Linked DNA regions of Homo sapiens: region 2 is linked to region 1. The links are chromatin loops, found by intact Hi-C in ENCODE. Cell type or tissue: Calu3. All regions are shown on one strand. Each heading gives the region's core, and the rest is flanking DNA. Links, peaks and the distances in the headings are about the cores only.

Region 1 (8,141 bases), core at 1,463-5,462:
CTAGTTTCATATACGTAGCTATTAATTTTTTAAAACTCATTTGTGGATCTAACATCATTATGTGTGTTACAAATCATATGAATATCAGACTTTGGGAAATACTAAGAGAATTAAGTCTGCTGAAGGTTAGAAGGGAAGGGTAGAGTAAGTGGCAAAGGGAGAAATCAACTTCCTAGTTGCATATCTTGAATTTAGCCAGCTTGGGAGCAACTTTGTTGCCTTCAGTTGATAAACTAAATGGGGGTTATGATGAATGCAACAGACAGGAGCCCACATGATATATGCAGATTTCACAAGACTGCTGAAGGGCCATGTCAGTGGTTAAAACATTAAAATTCTTCCGTGCAGGCTGGATAGCAGCCATTACTCCGAGCCTCCAAAGTGTCCCAATACCCTGGTTACCTTGGCCCCACCTCATTACTCTCTGGACTGCCCCGTGATCTAGCAATGAAAGGGGCAGTGCCAGTACAGTTGGAAGCCTCCAGGACCCAAGGCCAGCCCTTTGGCCAGCTTCCGTCCTGATTAGTTGGTGTTCTTGCTGACTGTAAAAATAATTTAAAACTCCTAGAATTATGTGTCTATTACTGTATGGATCACAATGGATTGTACTTATTGGTTTGTCTGTTTTCTGATTGTCACTAGTCTAAGGACAAGAACTATATTTGTCATTTTCTCCAGTGTCTAATATGAGTAGTGTTTTGCAGTTGAAAAGATGATAGAAGATAGCCAGAATGGAGGACCTACATTTCCTGTTGTTTGACCACCTGTTTCCTGTGCTATAGGAAGCCATTCATAACTAGGAAGGAGGCAGTTTATGGTTTTGTTTTAAATCTGTAAAATTTTTTAAAATTATACTCTTGGCTATCTGTCCTAATATGTTTGTCTTATATTTTCCTTCAGAAATGGATATTAATTTCTAGTTTATGTTCTACTTTCAACATTTGTCATCTTCTCTTACATTAATGTCTCTTATCATGCCTCCTCCATTATGTTCCTGGAATCTACCTGTGGTTTCACTAATATGATTCCTCACAGGACTTCCTAGGCTTTTTAGTGCCACTACTTTCAACCTGTGTAGTCCTCAAATTCAACCTGGTCTATACTTGCCGTTTCTTTTCTTTTTTTCCCATCTTGTTAAGGATAGTTAATAGTTCTTACTTGAGCATTTCCTTTCAGGGTTTATTTTCTGCACTTTTCTTTTTCTTTTGTTTTGGGCTATTTTCTCAATGTGGTTGCATTACTCATAATTTCATGTGTCTGGGATACTAGGGGCTGAGGTTCCAGGAACAGCATACAGGTGAGTCTAGATTGACTTGATTGACCTGTGGGTTTAAAAGTGGGATAAAAAGTAAGATAGGAAGTTAGCATTGAGTGATGAAAACTGAGTCAAGATCCAAGGACAAAATGCAAACGAAATAGCAGTGTAAAGACAGGGAGGCAGAGACCTGGTATAAAACACTGAGACAGAAAACAAAATAAGTGGCTTTGGAATGGAAAAAACGGGGTTGAGTCTTGAATCTGAGACACTATAGGAAATTACTAAATGTACTGGGCAATTTAGACAAGAGGAGAAACTGGGTTAAACAAGAAATCCTGCCTGTTGCTGAAGTTTATGCTGGAGGGCCTGGGACAGGGCCGTGTGGTTTCTGTCAGAAGTCCTTCTTGAGACAATGTCTATAGCTCAGGTTGGCTATCAGGGTTGCCTCAATACTACTGAACACAGACAGGAATGTGCCTACTTACATTTATTTTGGAAATTGCTAAATTGTTTCCTTCCTTTGGATGATTCTACAGGTGTTTTAATAAAAAGAGGAAAAGAATTCTTAGGAGTTTTGATTCACTCCACCATTTTCTGTCAATTCTCAAATTTTACTCAATGGTGTATTTCTTTGTAAGTCACAGAAGAAATGTGAACAGAAAACATAAATTCCTATTGCTGTGTATAATATGCTACAAATATACTTCCCCTACAACCACTCCTAGAACAGACTAGAATATTAATTTGAGACATCTAGCTTTCACAGATCTAGACTGTTTGCAGAAGATGGCTAACAAAAGTATCAGTTGCCCAAGCAACTTATGGAAGCAGAAGGAAGTAGAATAAAACTATTAGATCACTTTGGACTTTCCAAAGGCATAAAACAATAATCTTTTAAAGATATAACTGGTAAACTTTGATATTAAATTTCTAGCGCTGGTGCCATTTAAAGACTGGACATTTAAATGAAACATATTTTTCAGGGAACTTTAGAAAAGCTAATATGTTAGGGAAGAAGTATTAAGACAAGAGTCAAGAAAGCTTTCAACAGAATATGCTTAACTGGGCCAAAAAAATTGCTGTCTAGCCCCACCCTCAATCAGCACAGGAGACAACCTCAGGGACTTATAAGAAATACAGAACATTAAATCAGCACCTCTTGGACTTCAGAAAAAAGTCTTCCAAAGTCGGAGCCTGATTTTCATTCCACAGTGCCCCATTTAAGTTCTATTTTACACTGAAATTTAAAATTACATCAACAGAGTTGGTACACAATGTATGATAGATAGCCACTGAATACACACAAAAACAAGTCATAGGCCAACGAGAAGTTAGATTAGAAGTTTTGTAGTTAGTATACACCAACTAATCTTTCTAAGAATGGAGGAATACTTCCCTTATTTCATTCACAAATCTTTCTTTCAGAACTTGCTCCCACTTGGGGACCATTTTCCCTAGCACTCATCTATTGATCCAGCCATCTGTCTGTCCATCCATCCAATAGCTTTCAAGAATGTAGTATGTGCCAGTCCTTCTGTGTGTGGCTGGCATACAATGAAGAATAAGAATAAGACAGACTCTCTTCTTAACCGTAACTTCTGAAATGTAGCCTCTTTCACCTCCCCAGATTCTCAGCTCCTTTCCCTCAGCACAGGGAGCTCTCTGAGCTTTCTGTGTTCTCCCTCCTTGTACTGCATGCTGTAAACCCTCTCAAGGCAGTGAGGTGATAATCACCGTTTCCCCTCCCTCAATGATCACTGTCCTTATCATCTAATTCCAGTATCTCAAAAACTATTGTTTCATATATTTCACCTGCATTATTTTGGTTGTTTTCCTCGAGAAGGTAAATTCAGACCCTGTTAATTTATTTGGGTTGAAGCAGATGTCCACTATTGAGTTTTGAGAGTTCTTTATGTATTTTGGAAATGAGTCTTTTGTCATACACATGATTTGCAAATATATTCCCCAACCTACAGTTTATCATTTTATTCTCTTGACTGTGTCTTGGGTAGAGAAAAAGTTTTAATTTTGATGTTCAATTTGATGCTATATCTAAGCATCCCAACCTCAGGTTGATGCTTCCCAACCTCAGGTCAGAAACATTTTCTCCTTTATGTTTGCTACTGTTCAAGTATTGTTTGTTTCATTCTGTTTCAATTGTGTGCATGGGAAAAATTATCTTTGTTACTGAATTGTGATAACTACCTTAAACCAGGCATCCATTCTGAGCTATATTCCTTAGGGATTTTAACACACCTGTAATTATCTGAGTCTCCACTGGATGTCAATACTGCTTAAGGAAAAGCAGTTCAGACGTCATCTTGGGTGTACAAAACAATACATGCTTTTAAGACGCATTAGGGTGGAATAGTTAGAAAGGAGCCTAGAAAAAGTGAAATAGACAAGCAGGAATATCTGTCCTTTGGTCCAGTAATAAATGTCAGACAGAGTGTTGGCTTACAGTTCTGAAATTCATAGCAGTGTTGAACCCCAAAGTTGGAAGCCTGAATTCTGTTTTTCATTCTACTTTGGCTTTTTAGTTCCTGACATAACGAAATGAAACCACATTTTTGGTAGAATTATTTACCTAATTTTCACAAGGTATTTTACTCAACTAGAATTAGAGGGTCAATCATGATTTCAATTCGTATTTCATGCGTTCTGTTCACTTTCCAAACATGTACAAATTGCAACCATTATGAGGTAGAAAAGGATGACTTTGGTAAGAAAATTGCCAGGGCCATTTTGGTCATGGCCAAGGATCTCACTGAAGGCATCAATATAGAACAGGGTCCAAAGAGTACAGTGACCTTTGATCATACTTCTGAGCAGATTTCATTTCTAGGAAGAGCTAGTCTATTCCAGGACTGAAATAAGATAAAAAAATGTGGATTTATATTTTTTTTTTCCTTCTCTTAATACTATGCACAAAATTGCAATTTGCGGCTTACAAGCTTTAAGAATTGGATTCTAGACATATTTTTTAGTTTTCTCATTTTGAAGCCAGTAATCACATATCTTATTGTTATGGTTTTATAAAACCATGTCTTTCTATCAGATGACTAATTTTGAAAGAATATACAATATTACTATATTCTGAAGGTGGGACACGGACATGGGACTGATCAGGTCTATTAGTGAGGAAGTATCAGTGCTTATTTTATGAAACATCTTAAATGTGCTATATAAATGTAGTCAACAAGGCTGTCAACACAACATAAAAGCGAGTTTATGCTCATCATTGACTGAGTAGCATTGCGCTAGATGACTAATATTAAAAATAGCGAATAAATCATATTTAAAGCCGATGAAATTTTTGAGTGCACAATTAAAAAATGTCCTAACATTTGGAAAAAGATACCCAAAATAAAGTTTAAATATGGGAATAATCTGAACAAGCAGAATTATCTCTTAGAAGTAAGGCTCTGTTTTAATAAATATTTTGTATTCAGGTATTGGTGAAGGTTTTTAGCTCCAAGGGCTGTGAATTTTCCATTACGAGTTTCCTGTGGGAGGTTAACATTCCTATGTAGCTAAATAGCCCACAAACCTAATATTTGAATTGTAGTTAGCGGGCTGCTCTACAAATGTGTGCCACTAACATCTCATGATTCTTGCATTCAGCTCTATATGGTTGATAGAGTTTAACCACATTGAGTTTTAATATTTCATATAGTGACAAGATTCTGTTTTAGCATGCATAATTTTTTGCCTATTTCCCCACAGTGTATAACATGTCAGATTATTGTAGTTTTATATATATATATAAAATATATATACATGCATGCTTTGGCAACTGACTGAAAGCTTTTCACTTATTCATCCCCTGGGCAGTAAGGTTTGTAAGAAGTGTAAAAATTAACATTTTCTGGGAGGCCAAGGCAGGCAGATCACGAGGTCAAGAGATTGAGACCATCCTGGCTAACATAGTGAAACCCCGTCTCTACTAAAAATACAAAAAAAAAAAAAAAATTAGCCGGTTGTGGTGGCGGGCGCCTGTAGTCCCAGCTACTTGGGAGGCTGAGGCAGGAGAATGGCGTGAACCTGGGAGGTGGAGCTTACAGTGAGCTGAGATCGCGCCACTGCACTCTAGCCTGGGTGACAGAGTGAGACTCCATCTCAAAAAAAAAAAAAATTAAATTAAAAAAATTTTTTATCCATCAAATTTTCTCAAAGTAAACCTAGATTGTCTGCTTGTAACTCGTGGGTTGCATTTTCCTGTAGGCTGCTGGCATAAGAAACAAAAAATTATGAAGGTGTAAATAATACTTCATCATGGCTGAAAATTTTGTTCCAGGTGTGGTATTGGCAAAAAGCTAAAAATATTAGATTGATTTCCTATAAGTTCAGAGCCATAATTTTTGTATTCTTCATTTTAACACCAAATATACCCCTACTGGTTTTTTTCCTCTTTTGACATGATATTGTGTTATGATCACATCTTTTGAATTTCTCATTAAGTCATTCTCTGAGTTGTCTTTATCAAACTAGAAGCATTTCAAATCTGGAAGGCTGCTTAAAATCCTTTGGATGACCACTTTATTACTTAAGGGTGAAATACAATTCTACCAAAATGGAATATTGGATGTGCTGTATTAGAATAAAAACAAAACAACACAGACCCTTAAACAGGAATCATTAGTTCCAGTGTGTCAGCTTACATCTCTCTAAGATAGTAATTTTTCCATTTTCAAATTAAACCAAGTTCTAACTCATGTGGAATAATAAGTCTTTCCTATGATTTTCATTTGTTTAGAGAATGAATAAACTTTGGATTATTTGGATTAATGCTTTGATGTTTTATAATAAAAACTTGTTCCTAGAAAGGAAATCAGCAATGGTCAGACAACTATCTCTCAATGAAAATAAGTAAATGGAAAAGAAAATAAAACACAATTTAAAAACAAATATTTTCTCAAGTATTACTTGCTGCCCAAGATTAAATTTCACATAAACTTGTTCATTGATGGCATTTTGTTAGATGACTTGGAAATGCTAATTTAAGAATAGAGTTCACCGTTGAATTCCTTTGAGTATAAGGTGTAAAGACAAAAATTTCTTTGTTTTAATTTCAATAGCCTTGGTAAACTCCGAAGTCTAGAATTTGGAAATCCATGGCCTTAGACTCCAGTGGACCACTCAATAGAATAGCTGAGTCACTATCTGTCCCTAGTGTGATGCCAGCTGATAGTACATGTCCAATAAGTCAGTCATGTTTATTGAATGAGTCAGTTTGTGGATGCAGTGCATTAATATGCAGCATAACTCAGGACTCTTCCAGGGTGACAGAGTAGATTTGGGAGGAAATCGCAAAAATAAAGCAGCAAGAAAAGTGCCAGAGGTAGAGTTTGCAGCATCTTTATTTTTAAACTGCTTTAAGTTGAAGCAGAGTGCAGGCTCACGATCTTTTATGCTCATTTCCAAAATCTAGGCTGCGCACAGTGGCTTACACGTGTAATCCTGGCACTTTGGCAGTCTGAGGCGAGAGGATAGCTTGAGGCCAAAAGTCTGAGCCCAGCCTGGGCAACATAGCGAGAGTCCATCTCTACAAAAAATAATCATAATAAATAAATTTATATATATATATATAGCGGGGCATGATAGCATAAGCCTGTAGTCCTAGCTACTTGGGAGGCCCCGGCAGGAGGATTGCTTGAGTCTAGGAGTTCGAGACTAGAGTGAGCTATGATCACGCCACTGCACTCCAGCCTGGGTGACACAGCAAGACACCATTTCAAAAAAACACAAAATCCAAAAAAAAAAAAAAAAAAAAAAACCCACTCAACACTGAAATTCTTTTCTTTAGGTAAAAACAGACCTAATCTGACAGAGTCTTGAAGAATTCCCTAAAATGTACATTGTTTATTTAATGCACGTAGTGTGAATATTCACATATTTTGCTGCAGAAATACTGTTGTGTTTGATCACAGAATAGCGCTTCAGGCCCTGGTGGGGAGATATATAATATGCAGTATATACACTTTAATACTTTCTAAAATACATACAATTTTGAGTTCTAAGACACAGTTGGCCCACAGCTTGGGATACAGCTTGTGACCCTGTATATAGTTTGTGAATTATTGGAATGCTGTCTGCTTATTTGCTTGTTTAACAAGCATCCTCTTCTTTCTGATGCTCAACTCACAACAACATCTTTGCCCAGGAACCAGATGGAGAAAGGGGGTGCTCCTCTCAAGAGCGAATGGTTCCCTCTCAGTTCCTTGTCCACCATAGTGGTGCTGTGAGTCACTGCCCCATCATTAGCCATCAACCCTCACATGACTTGGCTCTCTGGGAGTGCTGCCCATCTAAGGCAGGAAACCCCTAGTGCCATGCCCAGCCTAGGGTACCACCCACCATGTAAATTGGCTCCCTGTGATCTGTCTGGGGCTGTCAGTGATATCCTACCATATGTATGATCACACAGGCTGAGTGATCAGTGTGTGGACTGAGTACAGTTTCCTTCATGGAGATGTATAAAGATAGAACCTATCATTTGGGTTTTATTAGTTTCAAGCATTAATCATTTGGAGATCCAAGTAAAAGATGGCAGCTACTTTTTTATCTTTGGCTGAAAAATAGTCCTTCTATATGACTGAAGAAAGGTTATCTGGATAAATTGAACTTTTCTATGAAAGCCAGGTCTGACATATCTACCCTATGAAGGACAAATCTCAAGTTTGAATGCTTTCACATCTGGTTTTAAGTAACTGACCTAATTGGCACAGATTGAGATTTAATCAGGACAGGGTAGGAATAGGAATAAAGCCAAAATTAGTTAATTCTGTTCCTATTAACAGTTCTGGCTAAATAATATAGGTGGGGAGGATTAGGAGGTCTTTAATGCCTTAAATGTATCCATGTAATCACTCTGCCTTATTAA
Region 2 (8,141 bases), core at 1,569-5,568, 270 kb after region 1:
TCATGACAACTACCCTATTGCCAAGTAGCAATCTCTTCCATTTTTTCCATATTTTTTCAGACAGCCCAATCTCTTGAGTATTTTTAAACACTATCTTATATACATCATACATTCTCCAGGTTCTACTTTTCCCTAATTAAAGATGTAGAAATCAGTTTGTACACGTACCACACAGAGACAGGTTGCAAAGTTGACCTGTAACCAGACATGAAGTAAACAGATGACTGATTGGAAAATATGTTACAAAGGTTTCTCATCAAAAACATAAGCTCATGAATGGTAAGGAAGGACTTTGGACTAGACTTTGTTTTACACTAATATAAATCATAAAATTGACCTGTCAAGAACAATTGAGAAGGTCAAGATTTCCTTGGCTTTCCCATTTTCGTTGTTGATTCATATTTCTCCAAAATCCAAGTGTAAACAGGCAAGCAAATGTTCTCATATGCATATTATATTTAGATGTGAAGAGCTTAAAATATATAATATATGCCTTATCTTCTAAGTGTATTTTTGTAAAGGTACAGATATATTTGTTTCTTCATTTGGGAAAATAACTTTCTTGCAACTAAAACAATATTTTAAATTCTGTTGCCTCATCGTTTAGTAATTAAATGTTTAGCTGAACACAATAAGCCTAAAATATATGTATCATCTGATTGATACTGTTCTAGTGCAGGTTTTGTTTTTACACCGTGAAGGTCATGGAAACTGAAGAGAAGCAGTGAGTTAAAAACCTTAGACACTATGCACATGATAAAGGCATTCATCTTCAGTCTTTTCCATCCTATAGCTTAAAAAAACACATTACACTTGCTTGAAAGTAGTTATTATAAAGGTAAGAAGACCTTTTACTTAATATCAGACATCTTTTCTTTCTCATTCATGTGATAAATATTTATCATGTGAATATTCCAAATCCACCCTTTTTTCAAAATTTAAGCTTTAACTTTACCCTACCAGAGTCAATGAATATCACCAGTATAAAAGTTTCCAGATTACAAGGAGGTGGACTGACATAAAAAACAATAAAATGTCTTTCTTTTCTTAGGAGTTCAATGTTTAATATGCATTTCTAGTTCTATCTCGTAGGTGCATAGTCTTTTCCCTTAAGGAGAGCTCGAGGTTACAGTGAGCTATGATCACAGCACTGCACTTTCGCTTGGGCAACAGAGCCAGATCCTGTATCGAAATAAAATAAAATAAATATTAAAATTTAAGAGGGCAAAGTGGTAAGAATAAAAATTCTGGTTGTCCAAATTATTCTTTCATAGATACCCTAAATTTAATTTGTCAAGTATTTACCAGATACTCAAGTTGATATATGACTAATGCAGAGATTTACCAACATAAGAAACTGTGGTTTATGGCATAACTATTATTTTATTAATACTTGCAAGACTACTTTTTTCTACTAAGCCATGTTGGATGTATATCTCCATTTCTATAAATGTCATAGACGTGTGTTTTACGGTTATTCCTTCTGTAAGCCTACCATTTCCCCATGTGACCAAACTAACATCTGGCATTTTTCATAAAATTGGTTAAATTTACTTTTGAATATATCTTTGTGGAACAGATTCATGTGCACAATTATTTGATACATATGTGCAGCATAACTGGAAATACCAAGTGTACTGTCTTGAGAAAAATCTCAATACCATGAAACTGAGAAATCATCTCTCAGAGGGCTTTGTTTACTTTATCGTTAAGCCTTTATTTTGGTTTGTCGGCCAGGGTGGGGTGGAGGAGATCATACTCTTGTTTAGTGTGAGAAAATGTGACAGGAGTTTTTTATATCTCCTTCTATAGATTCTTTACAGATTAAAAGAAAGATTTCAGCTTTCCTTAAGACAAGACAAAGAGAAAAACCAGGAGATCCACCTATCGCCCATCACATTACAGCCAGCACTGTCCGAGGCAAAGACAGTCCACAGCATGGTCCAACCTGAGCAGGCCCCAAAGGTACTGAATGTTGTCGTGGACCCTCAAGGCCGAGGTGCTCCTGAGATCAAAGCTACCACCGCTACCTCTGTTTGCCCTTCTCCTTTCAAAATGAAGCCCATAGGACTTCAAGAGAGGTAAGAGCTTGTTCTGTATACCCTACGTGTGGCTTTTTATAAAAAGAGTATTCATCAACTAAAAAAGAAAGAACTAGTAATGATTGACATAATTGGGTAGAATTGTTCACCACTAAATGGACAGTCAGATGAAGTAGTGTTTCTTGTCTCCCAAAGGAATCCAACTGTGTTAGATAAAATCTGTTAGGTATGTCTGATTCTGCTAAGCTTGTCTAGATTCAAGATGGTATAGATCCAAGCAAAGTTCATCTTCAACTACAAGACAATTTCTAGCTTATTGAGGTTCACTGACCTCACAAGATGCTATCTTGTTTAATTGTCATGAAACTCTGGTAGGTAGAAGACTGAGAATGAACTCAGAGTGTTTCCTGCAAAAGCCCACGTTGTCTGGAGTTAGGCAGGAGTTGATGCCACAGATTAATTTTTTTTAAAGTTTTAGCTCTGCATTTTTTAACCACAACAAACATTCAGTATCAAGATCCATGACACTGGACGGGCGCAGTGGCTCACGCCTATAATCCAAGTACTTTGGGAGGCTGAGGTGGGTGGATCACTTGAGGCCAGGAGTTCAAGACCAGCCTGGCCAATAGCCAGGTGAGGTGGCGCATGCCTGTAATCCCAGCTACTTGGGAGGCTGGGATGTGAGAATTGCTTGAACCTGGGAGGCAGACGTTGCAGTGAGCCGAGATAGCATCACTGCACTCCAGCCTTGGCAACAGAGTGAAACTCTATCTAAAGAAAAAAAAAATCCATGACATTATTTTTGTTGCCTTACCTTTTTTGTGATGTATTATACATGTGATTCACTTTATACCAATACATTTCCATTAAACGCAAATCCAATGTAAGAAAACTTGGATTTGCAAAATACATAAATGAGAGACTAATTCTTTGCCTCTCAAAAATATTAAGTAAAGCTTTCCCATGGCGTTTCTTAAAATAAGAAGCTTTAATTTTATATTTAAAACATGACTTGTAGTGTATCCAACTTTGAACACCAGGGTAGTGGGAGAGTAAGTTCTCAAAGTAATATCCCAGGTTCATTCTCCTCTTATTTTCCATGTCTCCATTTTCTAACCCCATATATTTTGTTGCCTGAGGTTTTTAAATCACATATATAAATTTTGAATATATTTCCCATGATACATCACAATGCCCTATGCAAATAGTTATGGTTTACACACACAAACACACCCTTCAGAAAATATAGCTTGGGATTTTAAGAACTGCAGAATACAAAATTGATCCTTCATAATTATTTGAAAGTATTGCCAAGGAACAATGGATGACATAAAAATAAAGGAATGTGTTTATCTCTAAAAGTCCTTAAACACTGAACCCTTTGACTCCACAACAGGAAGAAAACAGAGATTGATCAAGTCATTCTTTCCACCTCCTCCCCTAAAATACCTGTGGTTTCTTGATGGGCAATGTAGGTCTCCATGTGACATTCACTTACGTAGATATCACTAAATTGCTTTTTGTGATTCAGTGTGGAAAGGTAGAGAAAATGGAACTTTCTCCCTAAGGCTAACTGGGAGTCAGGAGAACTGGATTCCAGACCCAGCCCTGCCGTTCCTGGGTTTGGTGGCCTCACCTGAGTCATTCACTCATCTGGACCTCATTTTCTTCTAAAAGATAAAGAGGTTTAACTTGATTTTTTAGCTTCTTTCTGGTTCTTTTACTCTGGTCATCCACATTATTTTTGTGCTTTTATGTTTGCTTCAAAGAGGAACTTTGAAGCACAGACCTGGGCATCAGTGATGAACGAAGGGCCGGTGGCAAGAAAGGGTCTGCAGGCAATAGGAGGCCATGTTATCTATAGTAGATAACAATGAAGGGTCATAATGAAACTGATTAAAAGACAAATTTTTATTATCATCATGCACTACCAATTCTAAGCAAGGTCAGAATAAAATTGTCTAGGAAAGTAGCCATTCCCAGCATCCTGCCCTCTGTAGACCACTGCTGGACATGTTGGTCTACAGTTTAAAGGAGTATAAGGTTAAATATTCACTTATTCATTTCATTAAAGTGAATCTTTGAGAAGGGCGAATACAAGGACGGAATCATACCCATCTCTTTGGTCCACGTGGGGGATTCTAGCAGAGCAAGTGTGTAATCAGTGTTAAATAGATCCTCTGTCCCCTTATCTACAACTTCACTGCATCCCACACTTCACCTCCTACTTTGTTCCACCTCAGAGCAGGAAAAGACTATTCTCTCCACAAGGGCTCCAGGTCATTCACCTCAACCCTAGTAACTTCATCAGTTTTCCTCCTCTACCTTCAGCTGTACCCTCTTTTCTAATGCTGTTCCCTCAGCATACAAATAGGTTCTTTCTTGTATTAAAGAAACTCCCTTAATCCAGTGCCTCCTCTGGTATTGTTTTTCCTTCCTTTCTCAAATACATGTCTTAAAAGAACAGAGTGTACTTGCTGCCTCATTGTTCTTCTCCCACCTTTCATTCTCATTGCTTCTCTCACATCCTCGATTATCAAGTTAATTATCAATGGTCTCACTACCAAATCCAAAGCACATGTTTCATTTCCCATCTAGCACTAGTAACTATCTCCTTCTTAAACTTCTCTCCTCCTTTGGCCTCATATATATCATTTTTCTGTTTCTTGCATGGCTACCTTCGGTCTCCTCCAGATTCCCTTCTCTTGTTAACCTCAGAGTTTCATTCTGTGTCCTCTTCTCTCCTTCCTGAATCACCCAACCATGGCCACTTCTTATCTTACCACCTTTTAGTGATTCCTGAAAAAGTACCTTTAGCTCAATCTACCTTTCTGTTGAAATCCAGACCCATATTTCAGCTCTGAACTCTGTGTCACTACTCTGACCTTTCTTAAACACTACCAACTTACAACATTCAGAAATGGAACTCAAGACCTTCCTCATCAAATCCTTTCTCTTCTTTTTAAATTGTGAGTCTCTGAAACCAGTAATATCCTCAGCTTCTCCGTGTTGTTTTTCCCCTCCCCATATAGCCGAACATTATGAAGACCTGGCACCTTCTCCCAACTGTTTCCCCCGTCCAACCCCAATCCCACTGAGAACTCAGGATCTCCCTAATTCTAGCCAGTCTCCTCCTGGTCCCCACCTCGAATTCTGTTTTTTTCCAGTCCACTCTCTAGACCTCTTAAACTGGTTTTCTAAATTATATTTGAGTGTTTTTCTCTTTATAAAATTCCTCAGTGTTTCCACACTGCCTTCAGGAAGAAACTGATAACTTCTACTTATGAAATATGAAGCCCTTTCTGATCTGGCCTTTGGCAGCCTATGTTGACCCCTATTTCCTGCTAAACACCCCCTTGGACTCATCCTGCTACTTGGACATTTTTCCAGGTACCATGCCATTCTCTTTTAAGCCTAAGAATTAATACTTGCCTAGAACCTGTCCTTTTCCCTACTCCTTGCCCTTGAAAATTACCACCAATATAGTGGGCATGAATCTGGGTCTACAAATCAAAAAAACAAGAAATGCAATTTTATTTTTCTGTAACTCAACCTAAGCTTTTTTGCTAGATGTCATTTCACCTAAATGGTAGAAACTCAATCTCAGCCCTTTTCTGATTCATCTAACCTACTTCTGGTTTCCTAGGGTTTCCTCTACGTTTTAAGGAGACTTTCTCAACATGAAGAGTAAGGCCCCTATCTGCCTTGATGTCATCTGTGCACATTGTCATCTGCTAAAATGTCCATTATCTCTTTGGTTCTCATAAGTATTCCCAGGACAGTTACCACCATGTTGTTCCCTGTTGCTATTCATGCAGCCCCTTCATTTCCAGCAGTTGCTTTCTCCTTTTCTCTCTCTCTTCCTCTTTTTCAGTTGTATCCAAACCACTGTTAGATGCCCAAGAATCATCTCACTATTCTACCCCAAATGGAGGCATAGGAAAACCTGGGCATATCTAAGGCATGATCCCCCAGAAACACTTTCCAGCCATTTCTCATGGCTCTACCAAGGATCACAGTCCTCCTATTGAGGGTCCCCCACTTCCCAGGGCTCAGCGGTGAAGGATCCAGGGGTCTCACCTGCACCCACAAAGCAGCCGTTCTAACACTTCACCCTCCCCTGAGCCCATGGGCGTTTTCTTAGGCTTTGGGAATAGAAAACCCTACTCTGGCTTATTTCATATTCTACCTTATCTGACATCCACACCCCGAGACGCCACCTTCCACCAAAGTCCTGGCCTTTAGAACACAAAGCCCATGACAGGACTCAAATTTCCCTGCTTTCTGCTCTCAGATTTCTTCAAATGCAATAAAACACCAAAAAACCCTGGCAGCCCGAATACAGCAAAGGTCCAAAGGTGAAAGAGGGAGTAGGAATACAGGGAGGGGCATTCAAGCATCACTTCCTCTTGGAAGCCAATTTGAGGCTCCCTCTGCCTCCTCCTCCTTCCTCCAGCCCACTACTGATTCAGCTACCTCTCTTCTGTATGGAGGCTCCCCGCTGCTTTAGTTCCATAACCCAGTGTGCATACAGTATTTATAGCACTTCTTTGTTGTCTTTAAGTTCTGGTTTACTAATCTGTTGTAGCCAATAGACTCTAAGCTTCTTGAGGACACATATATGATTGAATTGTCTCCTTATCTGTTACATATAGAACATAATTTCTGGAAACCAGGAGCTCCTGGAGATAAATGCCTGAATGAGTGAATTAACCAATTAATGATTCTTTTTTATGACTAACCTCAGGTTAACTCCCAGCAGTTACTGGGAAACACTTTGCTTATTCCACCATCCCTTCCTGTTCTATTCTCACTCCCATTTTTCTACCACAATTCCCTGCCAAGATGGCATAATGAAGAGTTTTAAGAGTGACCAAATTTGAAGAATGTACAGTGTTCCATGCAGAAAGCTTTTCTGGCAGTTTTAAGCCTTAAAATTTAATTTATATATATATATGTGTGTTCTAATGGTGCCTTTAAAATAGGCTCATGTTTAATAGCTCTCCATCTTTTGATCCTGGAGTGAGGTAATAATCTTCTACTTATTGCATAAAAGTATGGCTTCATTAAAATCACCAGGAGACCATAAAGACTGCATTATAAGTCACTTGTCCCAATCTTTTGGATCATGTCATATAAATTTCTCATCCCTGATTGGGAGAATCTATCACTTTGATATCATTAATCATAAAATATAATTTTAAAATTAAAAGATAAGTCAAATAAGATCTAGAGACTAAATGGATTGCTTAACTGAGTATAAAGAATACACTCTGAAATTATGAAGATTAAAGAATCTTATAAAAAGAAGAACATATTAGCCAGGCATGGTGGTGCATGCCTGTAGTCCCAGCTACTCAGGAGGCTGAGGTGGGAGGATCACTTGAGCCTGGGAAGCAGAGGTTGCAGTGAACTGAGATTGTGCCACTGCATTCCAGCCTGGGTGACAGAGTGAGACCCTGTCTCAAAAAGAAAAAAAAAAAAGAGAAACATAGCAATTCAGTCTTCTTTTCTCCCTTTTTCAAACTAATCGCCAAATCATATTGATTCTTGCTCCTCCAACTTTCTCATTATTGATTATCTCTTTCTGTAATCATCACCTTGGACCCAGCTCTCATTACTTCATGATTAAATTGTTGTGTCATATAATTGTACAAATGATATTAGGACTAATATATGTAATATGTTTCATATATATTATTTTATTTCATCTTATCTGTCTGCATCTAATTCTCTTTCCCCCTTCAATAGTCTTCAGGTTTATCTTGCTATAACAATCTTTCATTATCATACTTTGCTGTGCAAAAATCCCCATTTGGCTCCATTTTCTTACAGAATAAGGCATAGACCATCTTGTTGGGCCTCAGATGTCCTATACCATCTGGCCCTGATCATTTGCTCCAAATCCATTTGCAACTACATCCTAAAATAAACCTTCTATTCCATGCTCTCTGTTTCCATCCCCATCCCCCTCTGAGTGCTGCGCTCCTGTCCACATTTGCATTTCTGTTTGCCTGGTCCTTCCTCTTCCCTCAGCCTACCGATCTCTAGTCTCCAGAGCCCAACACAAAACTTACCCCCTACCACTGGCCATGTAAC

The links. Hi-C counts contacts between places; a loop is a spot of excess contacts. Peaks named below come from ENCODE experiments on the same cell type or tissue, not always from the same donor. Only the 100,000 strongest peaks of a DNase experiment are listed, where the experiment ranks them.
Region 2: a loop joins it to region 1, with 7 times the contacts of the local background. A loop is called at or near these places in 54 of 110 quality-filtered maps.

Annotation. Positions count from the first base shown.
Region 1 is chr12:71,009,788-71,017,928 of GRCh38, reverse strand. No RefSeq gene overlaps it. Among named protein-coding and RNA genes, the nearest start is that of PTPRR, 93 kb to the right of the region's middle. In Calu3, for the core only: CTCF peaks have their summits at 3,343 and 3,545; a DNase peak (open chromatin) is centred at 3,538.
Region 2 is chr12:70,739,758-70,747,898 of GRCh38, reverse strand. It overlaps PTPRR (protein tyrosine phosphatase receptor type R), which reads left to right. Exons shown (of 14, transcript NM_002849.4): 6 at 1,813-2,081. The region is part of intron 1 of LOC124902960 (a long non-coding RNA gene); the gene reads right to left. Among named protein-coding and RNA genes, the nearest start is that of PTPRB, 110 kb to the right of the region's middle. In Calu3, for the core only: no CTCF peak of the experiment used is centred there; DNase peaks (open chromatin) are centred at 2,668 and 3,588.